Regions from separate parts of the Homo sapiens genome. Here region 2 is linked to region 1. A link is a loop called in an ENCODE intact Hi-C map of the cell type or tissue named here. Cell type or tissue: mammary epithelial cell. All regions are shown on one strand. Each heading gives the region's core, and the rest is flanking DNA. Links, peaks and the distances in the headings are about the cores only.

What was found. Peaks named below come from ENCODE experiments on the same cell type or tissue, not always from the same donor. Only the 100,000 strongest peaks of a DNase experiment are listed, where the experiment ranks them.
Region 2: a loop joins it to region 1, with 2.1 times the contacts of the local background. A loop is called at or near these places in 3 of 110 quality-filtered maps.

The regions. Positions count from the first base shown.
Region 1 is chr14:28,455,181-28,466,644 of GRCh38, forward strand. No RefSeq gene overlaps it. Among named protein-coding and RNA genes, the nearest start is that of LINC02300, 150 kb to the right of the region's middle. In mammary epithelial cell, for the core only: no CTCF peak of the experiment used is centred there; a DNase peak (open chromatin) is centred at 6,441.
Region 2 is chr14:28,520,658-28,532,121 of GRCh38, forward strand. No RefSeq gene overlaps it. Among named protein-coding and RNA genes, the nearest start is that of LINC02300, 87 kb to the right of the region's middle. In mammary epithelial cell, for the core only: no CTCF peak of the experiment used is centred there; no DNase peak of the experiment used is centred there.

The DNA of each region.
Region 1 (11,464 bases), core at 3,647-8,646:
CGTGTTTCTCAGACTCTTATCGGGATCTCAAAGCTTCCATAAAGGCACTTTTGTCTGTAGATGGTTGCCAAATTATTGTTGCCATGGAGGGACACTAGAAGTCTTCTTGCTGATATCACCTAAGTTCAGTCTTAATGTTTTTGGGTTAAAATATAATGTTATAAAATTCTCTCATAGTTGTATTCAGTAACCTTAACTCTACACTTTATCTTGTACTTGAGGTCACATGAACCCACAGCAATTAATTTTTCTTATCATCTGGCAAATGATTTGGTGAATGATAGTGCAAAGCTAAAAAGAATATTCACACATCTCGAATTTAGCAGCTTCCTGGAACTGCTGTCTGTGCCATTCCTTTACTGCTTCCGTAGTTGTGCTGCTATGTGTCCTAGCTACAATAAGCCCTTCATGGAAAGCCACCTCTAGACTTCATCACTGATAACCAACTATTCCAGCATTGAGCACAATCTTATTTCACACCTCTCATCCTAATGGCTGGGTGGTAATATTAAGATGGTGTATAATGAGAGAAGTGGGAAAGTGGGGAGGAGAGAAAGTACAAAATAAAGGACCTTCTTTTCTCTTCCTTATAGCTACTACACCTCTGCTGTACACTCCTCACTCACCCCACAGGCAAAGCAGCAAGGTGTCAGTATTTAGGATTCATGTTAAGATCTGTTTTTACACTGATAGCTTCAGAGGTAGGAATTGTAATCTTTGCAATAGCCCTCCAGCTCTGTTGCTAAATGGATACTTCTGAATTCCTGGTGGAATCTTTATGAGACATGGCAATCTGGTCAGTAAAACAGTATAGGCAATGGCTTGTTGGAGTTAGGTAGGCACACCACAGCTTAAGCAGTCCTTGCTCTTCAAAATGGACAAGTTAAATTCTTAGGTTAACTAATGGGCCCTGGAGAGATCTGGTTAGAAGACTAGAGTGAAATAAAGGTGAGATTCAGATAAGATCTAAGCAAGTTAGGACTGTGAAAATAAATCAACAATAGCAGAGTTGCTGCAAGATGGCAGCAGTTTTAAAGACAGATGTTTAAGAGTCTGATTTGGAATGCTGGTTAGCAAATAGTTGGCTTCTTCAAGGTTCATACTTACGAATTAGCCAGACAGCTTTGAGTTCTAAGTAGACAACTTACGAGTTGTGACAGAAATCTGGCTGACGATGGATGACTGTTAACCTTAATTCAAGCCCAAATTATGCTGAGACTGAGGAAATTATCTCAGCATGGATTCAATCATAATTCCACTACCTGTAGTTGAAAAGAAAATACTACCTGATAAATAAAATCTGAAATGAGACTTGCTCCCTGGGGAGGTAAAGCTCTGAGTTAACAAACTCAGTCGTAATTCAAGGTCATCTGCTCCAGTCAGGCACAACATGGTGTTCCAAGGGTATTACAACAGATTTGTATTTAGCCTGAAAGAATTAAAAAAACAAAACAAAACAAAAAAAAAACATGAAGGGAGAATCCGTTATGGAACCAAAGAAATTTTAAGAAAAAATCCTACTTAGAGATTGAAAAATGCATTGATTTAGACATAAAATATTGACTCAGTAACTAACAATGGTCCAGCTGCTAGGCTAAGGTTCAAGAATGGGTTCTACCTGTAAAGTAACTTCAAGAAAACAAGGCAGAGTTCTCAATTCTTACAGCACTAGAATTGGAGTAAAAACAAATAGAACAATAAAGGATTCCAGAGCTGCAGTACAAGCTAGAGACCAGAGGACCAAGCAGATGATCATAATGTAAGACTTAAAGCCAAATCCCACATTGCTTCATAAATCTCTTAAGGCATGGTTTTGGGAACTTCATGGAGCTATATAGTAAAGCAAAACAGGTCCACTGACCTCAGTTGTTAGAAGAGGCAGATTATAATCATTTTGAGTAGGTAGGTCTAATAGTGAAGATCATTATTGTAATTGTTATGAACAAAATTGTGGTTATAGGTCTTTCTCCTAAAGCTTTTCCTACCATTTGAATCGAGAAGTCATCATTGAGCACCTTCTACGTTCAATGCATATTGCTAAGGTCCTGTAGGCACTGCAATGATGCACGAGTTTGTCAGACATATTGTAATTAGAAAATGCAGTAGTGTTTGGAAAAAAACAATGAAAGAGATAATGTAGCAGAACATCTAGCATGCTAAATTCTTCAAAATTCTTTGAAAAATTAGATATATTTTAATAAATGAAGGTGTGAAAACTCACTTTACAAAAATATTTGTATCTATGAAAAATAAAACATAATACATTTTACATAAAGCATTAATTTCTATCCATCTTTATAAGAATATGTGAATTATAAAATCTGATATGCATTTGATTTTATATTTTAGTCACACAGAAACCCAGTCTTTTAAAACCTATACACATGGAACTATATTTCAAAGAAAATGTCTGGATTTATATAATTTTTCACAATTAAAGTGATTCCAACTAATAGTACTGTTTTGATACTATTGAACAGTAGCTGCCTCTCTAAGTATTGCCTGGGCATAACACTACTATTTTGAAAATGACTAGGTCACTGCTGAAAATTGGTTGATTTATTTTTGATCAGTAGGATCTGTAATATACATTTTATCACATGCAAATCTCTTTGATTGCTTCTTTTCCAAAAGTGGTAGAGAATAACCGATTAAATAATCTGAGTATTCTTACCCCAGCTCTTCATCGTACTCCCTGACTATTTGACGCTATAGTCTCAGTCCTAAATTCCAAAAGTGCTCAGGCTTCATGTACAATAGATTCCTAAAGAAAATGGAAATTTCAGTTTCCTTATCATAGAGAAATAATACTGTGTACATACACACACATACATGTATGTATAAAGTATAAACTTTATATACATATTTGATGTATGCTTGTATAACATGTATAAATTTTACTTAGTAATGATTATACTTCTACAAAGTCAGAAGAAATATATTTGTATAAACTCAGTATAGTTATTATTTGTTAATAGGCAGATTCACTTTTTGCCCCATCATTGGAGATAAGCCTCCCTATAGAAAAGTGACTTTGCACCACCAGTGTAAACAAAGCTAATACATTTTTTCAAATGGAATTCCCTGTACCCATCAATGAGAGAATATATAGGAAATTTGTTTCATAGCTCAGGGAATTTCTGTGTCATCTTCACTTTTATGTCTCCAGATTTTTTTTATTCTGCTTTTCAGATTGCTTTGTTTATTCCTGTTAGCTTACTGCAGCTCAGTAAATGAATTTAGTTTTTCAGCTGGGCTCCAGAGATCTATTCTTATAACCTTTTCTCATCTTATCTTAATTCCTTAAGGGTTGGCTACACTTATTCATTGCCAAGGTTTTATCAGGGGATTTTCACCTTTTCTAAGGGATATCAAGATATGCAATTAATGAGATGTCGACAACAGTAATGGGAATAACTGTTATTTTATTATTCCAAGGCTTGCATGGAGATTACACTGTTTCAAATTATTATGCTGAGTATAACCTTTGAATCTAATATTTCCTTTTTATTTCACAATGTTCTTTTAGATACATAAAGTGGGTTAGTATTTTGTTCTACAGTTTTATCCATATATTCAAGCTTCAGTGGTTTATGATGATCTAACATATATTCTTTCTTTTTTCACCTAGTATCTTTCCGTTTGTTAGTTGTCTATAAATAGGTGCCTTAGAAGGTGAGCAAGATAAGGATTAGACCTGCTGCTTATCTAATGTAATTCATTGGAAACTCCGATAAGTTTTGGTGAGGGTGGAAATAATTATCCATGAAAAAGGAGATTTGAAAGTTATCAGATATCTTGGTGAGGATGCAGAGTAAAGGAAACTCTTATATACCATTGGAGGGAATGTAAGCTAGTACAGCCCCTACAGAAACAGTATGAAAATTTTGCAAAAAAATGAAACACAATTTTCATTTGATCCAGCAATTTCACTGCTAGATATCTACCCAAAGGAAAATAAATCAATATATCAGAGGTATAGCTGCATTTTCATATTTACTGCAACACTATTCACAATAGCAAAGATAAGGAACCAAACTAAGTGTCCATCAGTGGAGAAATGGATGAAGAAAACATGGTATATATACACAATGGAATACTATTCAGCTATAAAAAAGAATGACATGCTGTCATTTGAAGCAACATGGCTGGAATTAGAAATCATTATCTTATGTAAAATAAGCCAAGCAAGAAAAGTCAAATATCTTATGTTCTCACTTATATGCGGGTGCTAAAAAATTTCAACACATAGACATACGGTGTGTGAAAATAGATAACAAAGACTGGAAAGGGTGAGTTGAGATGGGGGAAATCAAGAGAAGTGGCCTAAGAGGGATAAAGGAACAAATTCACTGTTTGCTAGCAGAGTAGGAGGACTATACTTAAAACATGTGTTGTACTCAGGGGATAGGCACCCTAAATATCCCAACTTAATCACTATGCATTATATACCTATAAAAAATGTATCACATGCCCCATACATTTTCACAAATAAAAACACTTCTCAAATATACTTCCATTGACTACCTGAGCACATTTTTTCTCTCATTTGCATTGATACTTTATTTTCCTAATTGTAACTTAATTTAAATATATTCTACATTTTAAAAGTATCTTCTTTCTTACTATTTTAATAGCTACTTTAATTCTGATATGTAATACTTTTATTTGCTTGAATTCTAAATATTCACTAGCTTTCAAGAATAAAGAAAATATTAAATTTTAAATATAATTTAGATGTTATATGTATTTTCTCAAAATTGATGCTCGAATACATTAACAGGCAAAATGTAATTTTCCAGACCACTTTATAGCATAATGATTCTTCCTCTCAAAAATAAAGAAAATTACACTTGCTATATAATGTCAGAAATGTCTTTATAATATGCATTGTAAACACATACAAATCAAAAGATAGAGAAAGCAAGCTATAGACTTGAAGGAAATATTTGCAAAGAGCACATCTGATAAAGGGCAGCTGAAAAAAAAATTCAAAAAACTCACCAATAATAAGATATGCCACCCAATTTTAAAACAGGCAAAAACTTGAGTAGAAACCACACCAAAGAAGGTATACATATAGCAAGTAAGCATATAAAAAGATGTTCAACACCATATGTCACTAGGAAATTACAAATTACAATGAAAATGAGATACCATTACATGCCTATTGGAATGGCAAGAATCCAAAACTGAAAACCTTAAATGCCGAAGTAAATGTGGAGCAACAGGAACTTTCATTCATTGCTGGTGAAAATGCAAAACAGTACAGTCACTTTGGAAGACAGTTTGAAAATTCTTTTACAAAACTGAGCAGACTCTTACTCTATGATCCAGCACTTGATATTTATTTATCTAAACTCCTTGGTGTTTATCTAAAGGCGTTGAAAACTTATATTCACACAAAAACCTGCACACACATATTTAGAGCTTGATTCAAAATTGCCAAAACTTATAAGCAACCAAGATTTCCTTCAGTAGGTGAGTGTTTAAATAAGCTGTGGTCCATTAGACAACGGGATATTACTCAGCACTATAAAGATAATGAGCTTTCAAGACTTGAGAAAATATGGAGGAGACTTAAATACATACTGCTAAGTGAAAAGAAGCCAATCTAAAAAGCCTACATATTGTATAATTCCAACTATATGACATCTGAAAAAGACAAAACTGTGGAGACAAAAGAAAGACCAGTGGTTGCATGAGTTTAACAGGGAGTGGGGGACGAATATACAGAGCACAGCGGATTTTTAGGTCAGTAAATATACTATGTATGATGATATAATGGCAGATATATGTCATTATACACTAATCAAAACTCATAGAATGTACACCAAGAGTAAACTCTACTATAAACTATGGATTTTGGAGGATAATAATGTGTCAATGTAGGTTCATTAATTGTTATAAATGTACCACTATAGCGTAGGATGTTAACAGTGGGAAGGTTATGGGTGGAGGGGATTGAAGAATATGATTAATTTTTTTGTGAACCTAAAATTTCTCCAGAAAATAAGGTTTTTAAAAAGAACCAAATGCATTTGTACTTTAAACTCCTTATCATCCTAATGTGGCAATTTTCATAAAAGCCATGGAATAAAATAACTATTAATAAACAGTACAGGTATTGTAATTAATTTAATATAAAAGAGAAAGTTTAAGATTATTTCATAAATTTTTATTTATCAACTTAAACGTCCCAGAAATACCTCTTGAGCTCTGTTATAAGTTAAATTGTGCCTTCCCTTCTCAAAAACATAAATGATACATTGAAATCTAAACCCTCAGTACCTTGCAATGTGACCTTATTTCGAAATAGGGTCTTTGCAGATGTAATTAAGATGAGGTCATACTGAAATAGGGCGAGCCTCTAATCAAATATAGCTGGTGTTATAAGGAGACAGCCAAGTGAGGAAAGTTGCACATGGGGAAAACGTCATGTGATGACGAATGCAGCGCTTAAAGTATGCATCTACAAGCCAATGAACACAAAAATTGTCAGTGAATAACCAGAAGCTAGGAAGAGGCAAGAAAGAATTCCCCTACGGGCTAGAAGTGAAAACGGGTGTGGATTCTGCCCACACCTTAATTTTAGACTTCAAACCTCCAGGACTGTGAGACAATAAATTTTTGTTGTTTAAGCCACCTAATTTGTGGTACAGTCCTGCATCACTTAATGATGGGGATACATTCTGAGAAATGCACTGTTAGACAGTTTTGTCATTGTGTGAGCACCACAGAGTGTACAGCACTTACACAAACCAAAACAGTATAGACTACTACACACCTAGGTTGTACAGTAGAACCTACTGCCCCTAGGATACAAACCTGTGCAGCATGTTCTTGCACTGAATATTAAAAGCAACTAACACAAGTCATCAGGTAATAGAAATTTTTTAGCTCCATTTTAATCTAGGGGATCACTGTCATATATGTGGTCCATTATTGACTGAAACATCTTAAGTGGAGCATGACTATACTTCATTATGGTGTGCTAGGAATCTAATACAAGCTCCCTGGGCAATTAGGAGTTTCTGTATCATATCTTTATAGTCTTGTGGATTACCTTTATTGTGACACCAGTTCATGCTGTTTACCTGTCTAACTGCCCATTATATTTTTGTTATAGTAGAATACAGAAACCACATTCTAGGAAACTATCTAGACATTCATTTATGTGTTGAATGAATGACTGAAGCATCAAAAGAAAAATAAAACAAAAGGAAAAAATCTTCTACATCCCCATAAATAATAACTGACATTTATAAAGGGCAGACTGTGAGCAAATAAATCTTCCAGAATTTTGCTTCTATTGTTTACTCAGTCTTCCAAGAATTCTGCATTTATTTCTTCTGCAAAATAAGGAGATGATTATGACTTTATTTCCAATTTTACAGATTAGGAAACTAAAGACAAGCAAGTTATGTATTTTGCAATGGTTGATCCAGTATGGCTTTTAATTCAGACAGTATAACTATAGAGCCTGAGCTCTTAAAGTCTATGTTATACAAACATAGGACTCATTTCCTTGTTTGTTTGTTTGTTTGTTTGTTTTACTATCTCCTCTGCATTAAAATGTACGTTCTTTGAGGCAGGAATTTTTATCTCATGTATTCACTGCTATATCCTTAATGTCTGTATAAGTGCTTGGCCTATAGAAGGCACTCAATAAATATTCAACAAAAGAATCAATAAATTGATACATAAACAAATAGTCTTGGAATAACTTTCTAAGAATAATCAATATAGATAAAATATTTTAGAGCTAAATATGTTTGCACAGTATCAGTACAAATGGAGGTTCTGCCATATTTCTTACTGTTCAGGATCTAGTCTGGCCAAAAGACTTGGATTCAAGTTGTGTAATGGTAATTTACTATCCACTTGACCTTTAAAAAGTTTCTAAATTTTCTGATTCTGATTGCTTCATCTCTACAAATAGAATATAAATTTCATGTGATAATAAAATTATTATATGTAAGAGCACCTGCATATTATAAAATACTATATGTGTTATTACTCAATATTTTTAAAGCATTGTCTCATAGTCATTTTATGAGCCAAATAATTTACTTAGTTCTCCTTCATGAAACTCTGTATATGGAGCACACCTTTCTCAACAGAAAATCTTGTTCTTGGGTCCTCATGATGATATTATGATGAATGGTTAATTTTAACTTATTCAGGAAGCTCAATTTCTGTGTGCAGTTCTATAGCTACAGAGTGGAATATCAGAAAGAAAATAGAAGTCACTACACATAGTAGCTGTATTAGCCCGTTCTGACACTGCTATGAAGATACTACCTGAGACTGGGTAATTTATAAAGAAAAGAGGTTTAACTGACTCACAGTTCCACATGGATGGGCAGACCTCAGGAAACTTGCAATCATGGTGGAAGGTGAAGGGGAAGAAAACCACATCTTATATGGCAACTGGCAAGAGAGAGAGAGAGAGAGCAAGGAAGTGCCACACTTTAAAACCATCAGCTCTCATGAGAACTCACTCACTATCACAAGAACAGCATGGGGGAAACTGCCCCCATGATCCAATCACCTCCCAGCAGGTCTCTCCCTAGACACATGGGGATTACAATTAAAGATGAGACTTGGGTGGGGACACAGAGCCAAACCATGTCAATAGCCATACTTTTTGTATTGTACAATAGTCTAACTTGATTTATCCTTTTTTCTTTTCTGATTAAAGGAAAACTCACACAAAAAATTAGCTCGCATGACATATCCTGGTAAATACAAACATTAGCCACTACTTTACAGATCACATTTATTGAAATTTAGGCAATAGACAGATAATGTATTTGAGAGAATTTTTTATTTTGAAGAATTTAATGTAACCAAATAAAGTATAGTTATCAAGAACATACAAATGTTAGTACATGCAATTAGTTGTATAATTGTATCCAAATTTGATCCAACATTAGAAATGATGTAATGGAGAAAAGGACTTTGGTTTTGGATCCTGGATATACTACCAAAGGCAAGTTAACTTACATATTTAAAACTTAGTATCCTAATATTCTTAGCATAAACATAAGGACACATAACTTTCAGGGGTTTTGTAAGGATTAGAAAAATATATGTAAATGAATCTACTATTCTTTAGGTAACTATTCTTTACAAGGCATTCAAATGTATTTCTTCTCATTCCCACTCATTCCTACCTCATTCTTTTAGGCTGATATTTTAAATTTCAATAATGCATGAATGGGTTAGGGTTTTTTCCCCTTTGTAAAATTTTTATAGATGTGGGAGATACAAGTGCAGTTGTGTTTCACAGATATATTGCATAATGGTGAAGTCTGGGCTTTTAGTGTACTCATCACCCCAATAGTGTACATTACACCTAATAAATAGTATTTCATTCCTCACCCCCTTCTCACTCTTCCACCTTTTAGAGTCTCCAGTGTCTATTATTCTCTGTATGTCTGTGTGTACCCATGGTTCAGGTACCATTTATGGATGAAAATGTGTAGTTTTTGAGTTTCTGTTTCTGAGTAATTTCATGTAGAATAATGCCTGCTGTGCACATTGCTGCAAAAGACATGATTTTATTGTTTTTATGGCTGAGTAGTACTCTATGGTAACTAAATACCACATTTTTAAATGTAATCATCTGTCGATGACAATTAGCTTGATTTGATAACTTTGCTATTATGAAAAGTGCTATTATAAACATGAATGCTGTTGTCTTTTTATATAATCACTTGTTTTCCTTTGGGTAAATATCCAGTAGTGACATTGCAGAATAGAATGGTACTTCTATTTTTAGTTCTTTGAGAAATCTCTATACTGTTTTCATAGAGGTTGTACTAATTTACATTCTCACCAAGAATCGCTGTAAAAGAATTCCCTTTTCTCTTTATCTTTGCCAACATCTGTCATTTTCTGAATTTTTAGTAATAGCCATTCTGATTGGTTTAAGATATTATCTTATTGTGGCTTTAATTTGCATTTCTCTGATGATTAGTGATGGTGGTTTTTTATGTTTGTTGGCCACTTGTATGTCTTATTTTGAGAAATGTCTGTACTTGTCCTTTATCCACTTTTTAATGGGGTATTTTTTTTTCTGGTTGAGTTTCCTGTAGATTCTAAATATTAGTCCTTTGTAGGATGCATAATTAGCAAATATTTTCTCCCATTCTGTAAGTTGTCTGTTTACTCCCTCTAGAGTTTCTCCTGCTGTGCATAAGCTGCTTAGTTTAATTAAGTCCCAGTTGACTATTTTTGCTTTGTTGCATTTCCTTTTGAGGTAATCATAATATTTTTGTCGAGGCCAATGTCCAAAGAGTTTTTCTTAGGTTTTCTTCTAGTATTTTTTATAGTTCCTCATCTCACATTTAAGTATTCAATCCAGCTTGTGTTAATTTGTGTGTGTGGTGAGAGATAGGGGTCCAGTTTCATTCTTTTCCATATGGCTATCCAACTTCCCCAGCACCATTTATTGAATAGGGTATCCTTTTCTCATTGTATATTTTTGTTGAGGTTATCAGAGATCAGTTGGTTGTAGGTATGTGGCTTTATTTCTGAATTCTCTGTTATGCTTCATTGATCTATGTGTCTATTTTCATACCAGCACAATGCTGTTATGGTTACTATAGCCTAGTAGTATCACTTGAAGTAGGTAATGTGATACCCACAGCTTTATTGTTTTCTTGAGGATTGCTTTGGCTATTTAGGATCTTTTCTGGGTTGTTTTTTCTAATTCTGTGAAGAATGGCATTGGTAACTTTATAGAAATTGCATTGAATCTATAGATTGCTTTGGCTAGTATGGTCATTTTAACAATGATTATTCTATCAGTCCATTAGCAGGGAATGTTTTTCATTTGTTTGTGAGATCTATAATTTCTTTAATTCGTGTTTTGGTGTTTTGTTGTTCTTGTAAAGGCCATTCTCTTCCTAGGAAAAACGTATTCCTAGGTATTTTATTCTTTTTGTGGCTATTGCAAATAAAATTGAGTTTTTGATTTGGTTCTCACTTTGAATATTACTGGTGTATAGAAATACTACATATGATTTCATTTTAATTTGGTATCCTGAAATTTTACTGAATTCATTTATTAAATATAGGAAGTTTTAGAGGAGTCTTTAGGATTTTCTTGGTATAAGATCATATCATCAGCAAAGAGAAAATTTGGCTCCCTGTTTTCCAATTTGGATGCTTTTTATTATTTTTTTCTTGCCTCGTTGCTTTGGCAAGGTCTTTCAGTACTATGTTGCATAGGAGTGGTGAAAGTGGGCATTCTTTTCTTTTTCCAGTTATTAGGAAAAATGCTTTCAATCTTTTTTCTGTTCAGTATAATGTTGGCTGTGGGTTTGTTGTGTATGCTTTTTATTGCTGTGAGGTATGTTCGTTCTATGCCTAGTTTGTTGAGGGTTTTTTGTCATGAAAAGATATTGAGTTTTATTAAATGCTTTTTCTGGATCTATTGCAATGACCATATGGT
Region 2 (11,464 bases), core at 2,328-7,327, 64 kb after region 1:
GTTTTAGGTATGTGGTCTTATTTCTGAGTTCTCTATTCTGTTTTGTTGGTCTTTGTGTTTGTTCTTGTACCAACACTGTGCTGTTTTGCTTACTGTAGATCTCCTTTTTTAAGGCTGAATAATATTCTATTGTGTATATATGCCCACATACTTTTTATTCATTTATCTGTCAATGGACACTTATTTCCATAATACAGCAATGAAAATGAGAGTGCAGATCTCTTTGGTATAGTGACTTTGGATATATGCTCTAAAGTGGGATTTCTGAAACATATGGTAATTCTATTTTTAATCTATTGATGAACCTCCATATAGTTTCCCATAATGGCTGTATTAATTTACATTCTCACAAACAATGTACAAGGCTTCTCTTTTCTCCTTATGTTCACCAATACTTTTTGTCTTTTAGCTTTAGATAATTGCAATCCTAAGAGGTTTCAGGTGATATTATTATAGTACTTATTCTATAATTACTTCTCTTTTTTACTCTCTGTTTCCACAGTAAAACGTAAGTTTCATAAGGGCATACATTTTTATTCTTTTATTTACCACTCTATCCCTGGCTCCTTCAACAAAGCATAGCCATACTGGGTGCTCGATATGGTTTGGTCATGTCCCCACTCCAAATCTCATTTGGAAATGTAGCTCCCATAATCCCCATGTGTCATGGGAGGGACCCAGTGGGAAGTAATTAAATCATGGGGGGTGTGTTTTTCCCATGCTGTTCTCATGGTAGTGAATAAATCTCATGAGATCAGATGGTTTTATAAAGGGCAGTTCCCCTGCACATGCTTTCTTGCCTGCCATCATAGAAAACGTGACTTTGCCCCTCATTCGCCTTTCCCCATGATTGGATTTTAAGGTCTCACCAGCCATGTGGAACTGTAAGTCCATTAAAACTCTCTTTCCTGTTTAAATTATTGGCAATGTGAGAATGGACTATTACAGTAAATTCATACTGGGAGTGGGGCACTGCTGTAAAGATGCCCCAAAATGGGGAAGTGACTTTTGAACTGGGTAACAGGTAGAGGATGAAAAAGTTTGGAGGGCTGAGAAGAAGATAGGAAAATGTGGGAAAGTTTGAAACTTCCTAGACACTTAGAGGACTCAGAAGACAGGAAGATGTGAGAAAGTTTGGAACTTGCTAGAGACTCGTTGCATGGTTTTGACCAAAAGGCTGATAGTGATATGGACTAAAAAGTCTAGGCTGAGATTGTATTAGATGGAGATGAAGAACTTACTGGGAACTGGAGCAAAGGTGGTTCTTGCCATGCTTTAGCAAAGAGACTGGCAGCATTTTACCCCTGCCCTAGAAATCTGTGGAACTTTGAACTTGAGAAAGATTATTTAGGGTATCTGGTGGAAGAAATTTCTAAGCAGCAAAGCATTCAACAGATGACTTAGGTGCTCTTCAAAGCTTTCAGTTTTATTCATTCTGAAGGATATGGTTTGGAATTGGAACTTATGTTTAAAAGGGAAGCAGAGCTTAACAGCAGAAAATTTGCAGCCTGACAATGTGATGGAAAAGAAAAACCCATTTTTGGAGGAGAAATTCAAACTAGCTGCAAGAATTTGCATAAGTAATAATGAGGAGCCCAATATTAAACTTCAAGACAATGGGAAAAATGTCTCCAGGGCATGTCAGAGGTCTTCATGGCATCCCCTCCTATCACAAGCTGGGAAGCCTAGAAGTTAAAAATGGTATTGTGGGCTGGGCCCAGGCCCTTAGTGCTTTGTGTAGTCTAGGGACTTGTTGCCCCAAATCCCAGTTATGGCTAAAAGGGGCCAATGTACAGCTCAGGCCATTACTTCAAAGGGCGCAAGCCACAAGTATTGGTGGCCTTCACATGGTGGTGAGCCTGTGGGTGCACAGAAGTCAAGATTTGAGGTTTGGGAACCTCCACCTAGATTTCAGAGGATGTATGGAAATGCCTGGATGCCCAGGCAGAAGTGTGCTGCAGGGGTGGAGCTCTCATGGAAAACCTCTGCTAGGGCTGTGCATAAGGGAAATGTGGGGTTGGAGCCCCAACACAGAGTCCCACTGGGTTACTGCCTAGTAGAGCTATGAGAAGAGGGCCACAGTTCTTGATTCTGTAATGGTAGATCCACCAACAGCTTGCACCATGCACCTGGAAAAGCCACAGATACTCAATGCCAGCTCATGAAAGCAGTCAGGAGAGGGGCTGTACCCTGCAAAGCCAGAGGAGCAGAGCTGCTCAAGACCATGTGAACCTACCTCTTGTATCAGTGTGACCTGAATGTGAGAAATGGAGTCAAAGGAGATCATTTTGGAGCTTCAGGATTTGATTGCCCTGCTGCTGGATTTCTGACTTGCCTGAGGCCTGTAGCCCCTTTGTTTGGCCAATTTTGCCCATTTGGAACAGGTGTATTTACCCAATCCCTGTACTCCCATTGTATCTAGGAAGTAACTAGCTTGCTTTTGATTTTACAGGCTCATAGGCAGAAGGGTCTTGCCTTGTCTCAGATTAGACTTTGCACTGTGGACTTTTAAGTTAATGCTGAAATGAGTTAAAACTTTGGGGGACTGTTGGGAAGGCATGATTGGTTTTTAAATGTGAAGACATGAGATTTGGGAGGGGGCAGGGGCAGAATGATTTGTTTTGGCTGTGTCTTCACCCAAATATCATCTTGAATTTTAACTCCCATGATACCCATGTATCATGGGGGGGATCTGGTGGGAGATAATTGAATCATGGATTTGGGTTTTTCCCATGCTATTCTTATGATAGTGAATAAGTCTCAAGAGATCTGATGGTTTTATAAAAGGAAGTTCTCCTGCACATGCTCTCTTTTCTGCCACCATGAAAGATGTGCCTTTGCTCTTCCTTTGCCTTCTGCCATAATCGTGAGGCCTTCCCAGCCATGTGAAACTGTGAGTCCATTAAACCTTTTTTTCTTTTTAAGTTACCCAGTCTTGGGTATGTCTTTATTAAGCATATGAGAATGGACTAATACAGTGCCAGTAAATATTTGCTTATTAAGTCATTGATGTGTAAACAATACTTAGAAACACTTGATTGTAATTTTGTTTATGTAAGATATTCTATACCTACTGTGTTCTCTTCAGACAAGTGTTATATTTACATTTCTAATTCAGAATCTACAGTCCAATGGTTATGTCTTTTTGTGGTATTTTAAATTCAAAAAAATCAACACACATTTATTTTGTTGTTACTCTCTAACATCACTGTGCTAGATATTCTGTAATAAAAATATAATAAAGATATATCCTCACTTTCAAATAGCTTATTTTCTAACTTAAAAATACAGTCTTATCATCATTTATCTTACAGACAAATATAAGGCAACAAATGTATAATTGCAATTGTTATTAGTACTTTTTCACAGGTACATAGGATGGGTAAGAAAGCTTCCCATCATTGTCATATGCTAGCTTTCAGAATATTGTTAATATGTAAGTGTATTTCCAGGAAGATATGCCTGCAACATAATGATTGAGACATATGATCACAACCTCAAAACAATGAGGTCCAACATGCAAAATAATATATAATTATTATTAATTATATATTATATAATAGTTTATTATATAATTTCATATTATATAACATACAACATATTATATATTAAATAATGTATAATATATAATATAAAACAATAAACATAAAACAGCTTGAAGTTCAGTTTAACATGGTGACTCCCAATATATATTGCTTTTGAAGACACATTGCAGATCAAATCAAACATAGGAAAAAAAACACACTCAGACAACATATACGGCATGGTTAGGGCTACCAATTTGTCATTTCTGATCTAAGGAAATTGTAGCATACTTAGATTTTTCTTCTTTATTGTAAGCCATCATTTATATTGAAGGAATAATAATTGACTAGTGGTTTATATTGTAACCCAAGAAAATAGACATGGGCAAGGACCAAATGTATGCCAGTGTTTATCTTTATCATGGAGAACAAGAAGTTATAATTCTAGGCAACCAAGTATAGTTTTTAAGGAAGAAATATTTCTGTTGTGGAGCACTGTAATTTATCTACTTGCCATATTTTAAAATAAAAAAGGAGAAGGGGAAGTATGATGAGCAGGAGGAGGAGTGGGAGGATGAGGGAAAAAAGGGAGGAAAAGGAAGAGGAGAAGAAGGAGAAAGAGAAAGATGGGGAGAAGAAAGAGTAGGAAGAGGAAGGAAAGGAGGAGAAGGGGGAGGGAAGGAGAAGAAGAAATAAGAAGAAGAAGGAAAAGAAGAAGGAGGAAGAGGAGGAAACAGCAGCAACCTTGATAATTTTCAATCCCTTTATTCTCAAACTCTCACCACCGTATATAGCAAAAAATTGGCTTTTGGTTTGCACAGGGCCATAGTAATGCCTTTTTAATCCTTTTTATTTATTAATTGATTAAACAAATATTTTTGAGCACTTGCTCTATGCAAGGTATTGTGTTCATCTCTGGGACATCTAGTGAATATTACACACATAGTCCCTGCCTTCATGTAGCAACACTAAAGCAGACATTCTCCTTAGGATGATGTGCCAAATCCTGAATGCTAAGTGCTGCCCTGCATTTTTGAGCCAAGTATTTAATTACCTATGAAAATAAATTGATTTCTGATTTACAAAACATCAGCTGCTTATGAAATCATTTTGTATAAGTCAGTTACATGCAGTCAGATTAATTCTGGATAAACTTTTATTTAAAAAAACTTATTTCTGGAAAAGCAGCTCACTAATCTGTTGATAGCTTCATCCAAGCCTTGTGATAGTCTCTTCTAAGCACTAGCAACTTTTGGAGCTTGACCAGAGCAGTCTTAGTCTTCCTTTGTCCTATTATTCTCTCATATTGTGCCTTTGATATATTATAAAACAAACCAACTATGGCCATAAGTAAAAAGAAGTTATTAGTTTTATTATGAAGATAAGGAAAAGCCTATTTAAGACAGAACATTTGAACTGGACTGGATTGGTATATGATAGGAAGAGCATTTATCAATATACTTCCTGGCTTGGAAAATAATGTATGGTGCTGGTAAGTGTCTGATGGTGCCATGGTATTGGTAAGAGCAGGGTGTAGCAAAACACACACTACGTATGGAAGCTATGAGTGGATGGGAGATTTGGTTTATACTCTATAAGAATTTGAATGTCATTTACAAGTATTTTAGAGATGACAGTGGTCCGATTAAATGTTTATAAATGGAAAGTAGCAATACTAATTAGAATAAATGTGATGAGCAAGAGATTAAACACATGATGGTCAATTCAGAGAACAAACTAATTCTCTGAAATATATCTAGTTAAAGGTCACTTTTGGAGGCATAACAAAATATAGTTTACCAAGTAACCAGTTCACTTAATGACTAATTCCAACAAATAATCAAGGGACCAAATCACTTTACTTTCACAACTCCCCACCAAAAAAAAGCTAGATTTTACTGATTTCTTACAAAATATACAGTAATTTGTGTTGCACTGGAATATTTCAACAGTCTTTGCAAACTTTTTTCACCAAAGATGAGGTTTTTTTGCAGTCATTTTGTCCTACCTGTTTTGTTCTAACTATTGCATCAGAACAGTAGATATGAAGTACATTTCTGTCTTTCCCATAATTAGAGACTACTATTCTAAACAACAAAGTGGGATCTATCTCTTGTAGATATTTTAATTCATATGCTATCTTTATCCCCTTTCTTAATATACAGATTTTTATATGGGTCAATCAAATGAATTCTTCATGTACTCCTTTTCGTTTCAGGAATTATCTGCTATATCATTCAGTACCATGTACATGAAATAATAGATGTAATAATAATAGATTCTATAAATAAAGTTCATTAGCTATTTTTATCAGTTTTTAGATTTTTAGATTTATCAGTTTTTAGTTTTTAGATTTTTTAGATTTGTCAGTCTGCAAACAAAAGCATATGTGCATGTTCATTTTGGAATTGCCAAAATTCTTTAACCAAAGGAGTTATGATACAAATTAGATGCATTGATCACGTAGCTACTGTAGACAAACGTAGACGTAAGATACAACAATTGAGAAGATAACAAACTGTACTTAAGGGAAATCCTATCCATTTTCATAAAAAATGTTGGTCATTAAAGAAGTGCTCAGTGTCTGAATTTTGAAACATACTGAAAATTAGCTTCAATTGAACTGAACCCACATAAAGAGAAGTTGAAACATCAAGGCACTGGATTGAAAATGTGATGAAAGTGAAACAACCACTCCAATGTTTATCAATTTCTTGTTATATGAGATATACTTAATATATGACTTTAAAATATTATTATTTCTTTTTAAAAAATTAATCAACCCAAAGAATGGAAACACTATGGCTAATTTGCTGCAATGAAGTAGCAAAAATAAAACACAAATTTCAAAAAAAATGCTCAAAGGCTATTGAAGCAGCTCATGCAAAAAAAAAGGGGCGGGGAAGTTTTAGATAAATAATTTTTTCTGCTAATTATAAATTACAAATTTTATAATTAGTCATTATGTTAGTTCTCAAGAGGATTTTTAAATATCACAAAGAAAATATAACAGGCTCTTGAATTATGTTCGAAGCAATTAGAATGAGTACTAAAAAAGCCTGTTAACAGGACCTATTAACATATTGGTTGGAAACAATGATTGAGGAATAAAAATTATAGTTTTCATTCCTAGGTGGCTGATGAATCAGTTACTTTTCAAAGGTCGAAAGTACAGGAGCAAAGTATGTTTTTCAGGGACAATAATGAAAAATTAAGGATTTGTGGAGTATGATGTGTTAGAAGCACTGGGCAAAATTGTCCTTAGACAACGAAATATCTGGTTCCTAGAGCTCAAAAAAATTATTTAGAGTAATTAGAAAAAGGAGAATGGAATTAACCAGTATTTATTAAACATCTACAATGTATCAGATGCTGGGGCAAGTTTTTAAAATACATGTACTCATTTAATCTTAAAAACAACCTGTGGAATAAATATTGCTATCTTCCATTTATCAATTAGTAAAATGGATCTAAGAAAATGTACAATTAAGTTATTACTGTTATAAAAGCATTTTTTAGATAGATTGTATTATTTCTCCCAAGTTTGTGTCTCTTTCCCAGTAGAAATAGTATATGTCCCTGTCCCTTGCCATGTGGCTCTCTGTGCCTCCCAGGTGAAGGAATATAGTTCACCAGATCACTGATATCATGCTTGTCTATATGACTTCCTCTAGACATTTATGTATGCTATATCCCATCAGAAACTTCAAGAACCATCACATGGATATGACATTGTCCTTTTCATTTTTCCAGGAAACAAGGTTTGCTCCTTCAGCCTGGATCTAAAATAAAGACATGTAAAACAAAGCGGACCACACTTGACATGAAAAAATATATATGAGCAAGGAAGTAAAACTTTAGTGTTGCAACTCTCTAAGACTTGGAAGTTGTTTCTTATGCAGCATAATTTAATGACAGTCAACTAATGCAGTGTAAACCATGGAGCTTAGACTCAAAGTAAGTTCCATCTGGCTTTAAAGTTCATGCACAGTATACTACATCACTCTCTTTCTCACACATCATGTGATATATAAAGCCATGGGTTGATTATGTAATTCAGAATTGAGTGTAAACGGCCATGAAAATGCCTTGAGAAATCTCCATTTGGGGACTATACAGAGTATGAGGAAATAGAAAGGAGAACTAAGAAAAAAAATCAAAATTTTAATGGTGGTACAGTCAATGCAGAAAGGAATTTCAATACGGAAAAAATCTAAAATATCAAATATTGAAGAAAAATTAAAAGGATGAAAGCTAAGAAATAAAGAAAAACTTACTGGTCTTAGAAATCTGGAGATCATTCATCATTTTTTGTCAAAATCTGCTTGGCATATATGAGGACTAAGATTTAAATATAAGACAGGAGTCCTTAACCTTAGTACAAGAATCGTTCAGGAGAGAGCTGTGGATTACATGAAAATGAATCATCAAGCGTATTGATTTTCTATTGCTATTGTAATAAATTGTTACAAACTTAGCAGTTTATAACAGCACAAATTTATTACTTCATAGTTTCGAGTGGTCAGAAATCTGACACACATCTCATCAGGCTAAAATATAGGTGTCAACAGGATTGCATTGCTTATTGGAGGTTCTCGCAAAGAAGCCACTTCCAGGTTTATTCAGGATATTGGTCAAATTCATTTTCTTACAGCTGTAGGAATGAGGACACCATTTTCTTCCTAGCTGTCAGTTAGGGGCTGTCATTAGCTCCTAAAGACCTTCTCTAGTCCTTTCACATGGCTCTCCACTTACAACCAGCAAGGCACATCAAAGCCTTCTTACTATAGGAATTTCTCTCAATTCCTCCTTCTTTTGGATCTCTTTTCCCTTATTCCTCTGCCCCAACTCGCTAACTGACTCTTCTGCTTTCCTTTTCTGCTTTTAAAGGCTCATGTGATTACATTAGGCTCACTCCAATAATCTGACATGTTATCTTTATTTTAACAGCAGCTGGCTGGGTGCAGTGGCTGAGCCTCGTAATTCCAGCATTTTGAGAGGCCCAGATGGGAGAATTGCTTGAGCCCAGGAGTTCAAGACCAGTCTGGGCAACAGAGTGAGACCACATATCTACATTTTTTTTAATTAGCCAGGGATATTGGCGTGTGCCTGTAGTTCCAGTTACTTGGGAGGTTGAGATGGGAGGATCGTTTGAGCCCAGAAGGTTGAGGATGCAGTAAGCCATGCTTGTGGCACTGCACTCCAGCCTGGGTGACAGAGCAAGACCCTGTGTCAAAAAGAGAGAAAGAGAGATGGAAGGAAGGAAGAAGGAAGGAAGGAAGGAAGGAAGGAAGGAAGGAAGGAAGGAAGAAGGAAGGAAACAAAAAAAAATTTAGGTTTGGCTGACTAGTAACCATGCTTCTATCTGCAGAGTGTCTTCACAGTAGTTCGTAGGTTAGTGTTTAATTGAATAAACAGGGCATAGGAAACTTGGAGCAGGGGAGATAGCTATAGAATTCTGTCTATCACATCAGAGACACTTGCCAAAAAAATTAATTCTCAAGGTGTCTCCCATAAAAGCCTGTTAAAAAAAGCTCCAGGATAAGACATTGGTCTATACTTTAATAAGTCCTATAGGCAATTATTTTTTTTAATATACTTTAAGTTCTAGGGTACATGTGCACAACGTGCAGGTTAGTTACATATGTATACATGTGCCATGTTGGTGTGCTGCACCCAGTAACTCTTCATTTAACATTCATTCTCAGCAAACTAGCACAAGGACAAAAAACCAAACATCGCATGTTCTCACTCATAGGGGGGAATTGAACAATGAGAACACATGGACACAGGAAGGGGAACATCACACACCGGGGCAATTATTTTCAGAATACTTGAAAGCACCTTCTTTCCAGGGTCAATGATGAGTTTGTTATATCTAATGCCCTGAAATGTTATGAAAAATGTTGTAGGCATTTTCATTTTCCTGGGGCTAATTTATTAATTTATGAAAAGCTAGAAGAGTTCTATGACTCAGAATACTTAATTTAAGGAATTAAATTTAAGGGCATGTATATGAAAAAAATGCAAGAGAATGGCCTACCCTTGACATTTTGATAGTAAAGTAAAGAAAATGTATGGGATGGTAGTTTGAGAAAAAAGCTGGTTTTAGGGAATTTTTTAGGATACACAAGAATTGAGCATATGGGGAAGAAAAGAATTTGTGGATGGCAGTATTCCAAGGCAGGATGGGGACAACTGAAGTGGCAAATTATTTGCAGTAACTAGATAAATAGGATGGTTGGGAATTTTAATCTTGTAACAAAAGTATATTGTTCTGTTAAAGGAAAGAAAAAGAAGAAGGGATAAGTAAAGGTGAAGAGAAACTAAGATGGAATGGCTTCCTTTTCCCCAGTTAAGTAGGAGTTATATCCCTTACTCTTTTAAGAATTAGATGGCTTGAGCACTGTGGAATGAATCTACGGAAAAAACAAAGAGATAGAAAAAAAGGTAGATATTAGCAAAAAATAAAAATAAAATAACTGGATCCTCAATGCTGCCCACTAAGAATATATTTTAAGGATTTGAACAAAAATTATGATAAAAATATTTTTAGTAATTGCATCAAGTTTTCTTTTTATTTCACCATTATTCTTCTGTGGTCACATAGTTCAAATGAGTAGAGCATTTAAAAATCCAGTATATGTATGCCATTCCCGAATTGGCATTTTAGATAATATTAATAGGATACACACTTTGCTGAGATGCAGGAGGACTGTATTTAAATCCCAAATTTATTTTTAGGTTTGTTAAGGAACTTTAAGCAAAGCCTCTTATTCTGCATCAGCTTCCTCCTTGGCCAAATGGAAATAATATTGTTTGTCCCATGTAATCTACACAGTATGCAAAGAAAATAAAATAAGACCAATATAATATAGTTTTTGAAGTTGAAAAAGAAATAATAAGCTGCATTTTACAAATTTATTGGTAGCTCTGAGAAGTACCAGATAATAGGGTATTAATCTAACACCACAAATCATTCTCCACTCTCCATCAAACAGAAGCTTTGCTTTTGAAATTAAATAAACTTTTTTAAATTGAAAGGAAAAAAGAAGTGGAACTTCCACTTCCAGCAACATGGCAGATCAAATAACTTTAAATGTCTTTATTTCATTTACCAAAAATACTGGATAAAATATAAAAACACCCAACGTTTCTGGTAAACTAGTTTTCAGTTGGCTACACTCATACAAACATTTTGAATTGTTAAAAAGTAAAAGATTATAATTTGCTTTACTGAAGAAGAAAAGGGTGTCATTTAAATGCAAAAATAGATAAAACCTACAAAACTGACCAAATATTAACGATCGTTAGATTAATCCATTAGACCAAAAAATACCCATCACAGAATCTTAGAAAAATAAATAAAAGAACAGTTAACAATCTAATTGTATTTAGTTTTTCTAAAATGAAGGAAAACATGTGTGTGAGTTTTTTTTTAACCAGACAAAATTGGACATAAAAACATAACAATTTTTTTTCAATTTCTATTTTAAGTACAGGGTGTACATATACAAGTTTGTTCTGTGGGTAAATTGCGTGTCACTGAGGTCTGATGTGCAAATGATTTCGTCACACAGGTAGTGAGCATAGTACCCAATAGGTATTTTTTCAATCTTCACTCTTCTCACAGACTCTGCCCTCAAGTAGGCTCTAGTATCTCTCATTCCTCTCTTTGTGTCCATGTGTACTCAATGTTTAACTCCCACATATAAGTGTGAGAATATGTGGTGTTTGGTTTTCTGTTCCTGTATTAATTCATTTAGGATAATGCCCTCTAGCTACATCCATGTTGCTGAAAAGGACATGATTTCATTCTTTTATATAGCTGTGTAGTATTATACGGTGTATATGTACCATCTTTCCATTCAGTCCACAGTTGATGCACATCTAGGATGATTCCATTTCTTTGCTATTGTGAACAGTGCTTTGATGAATAT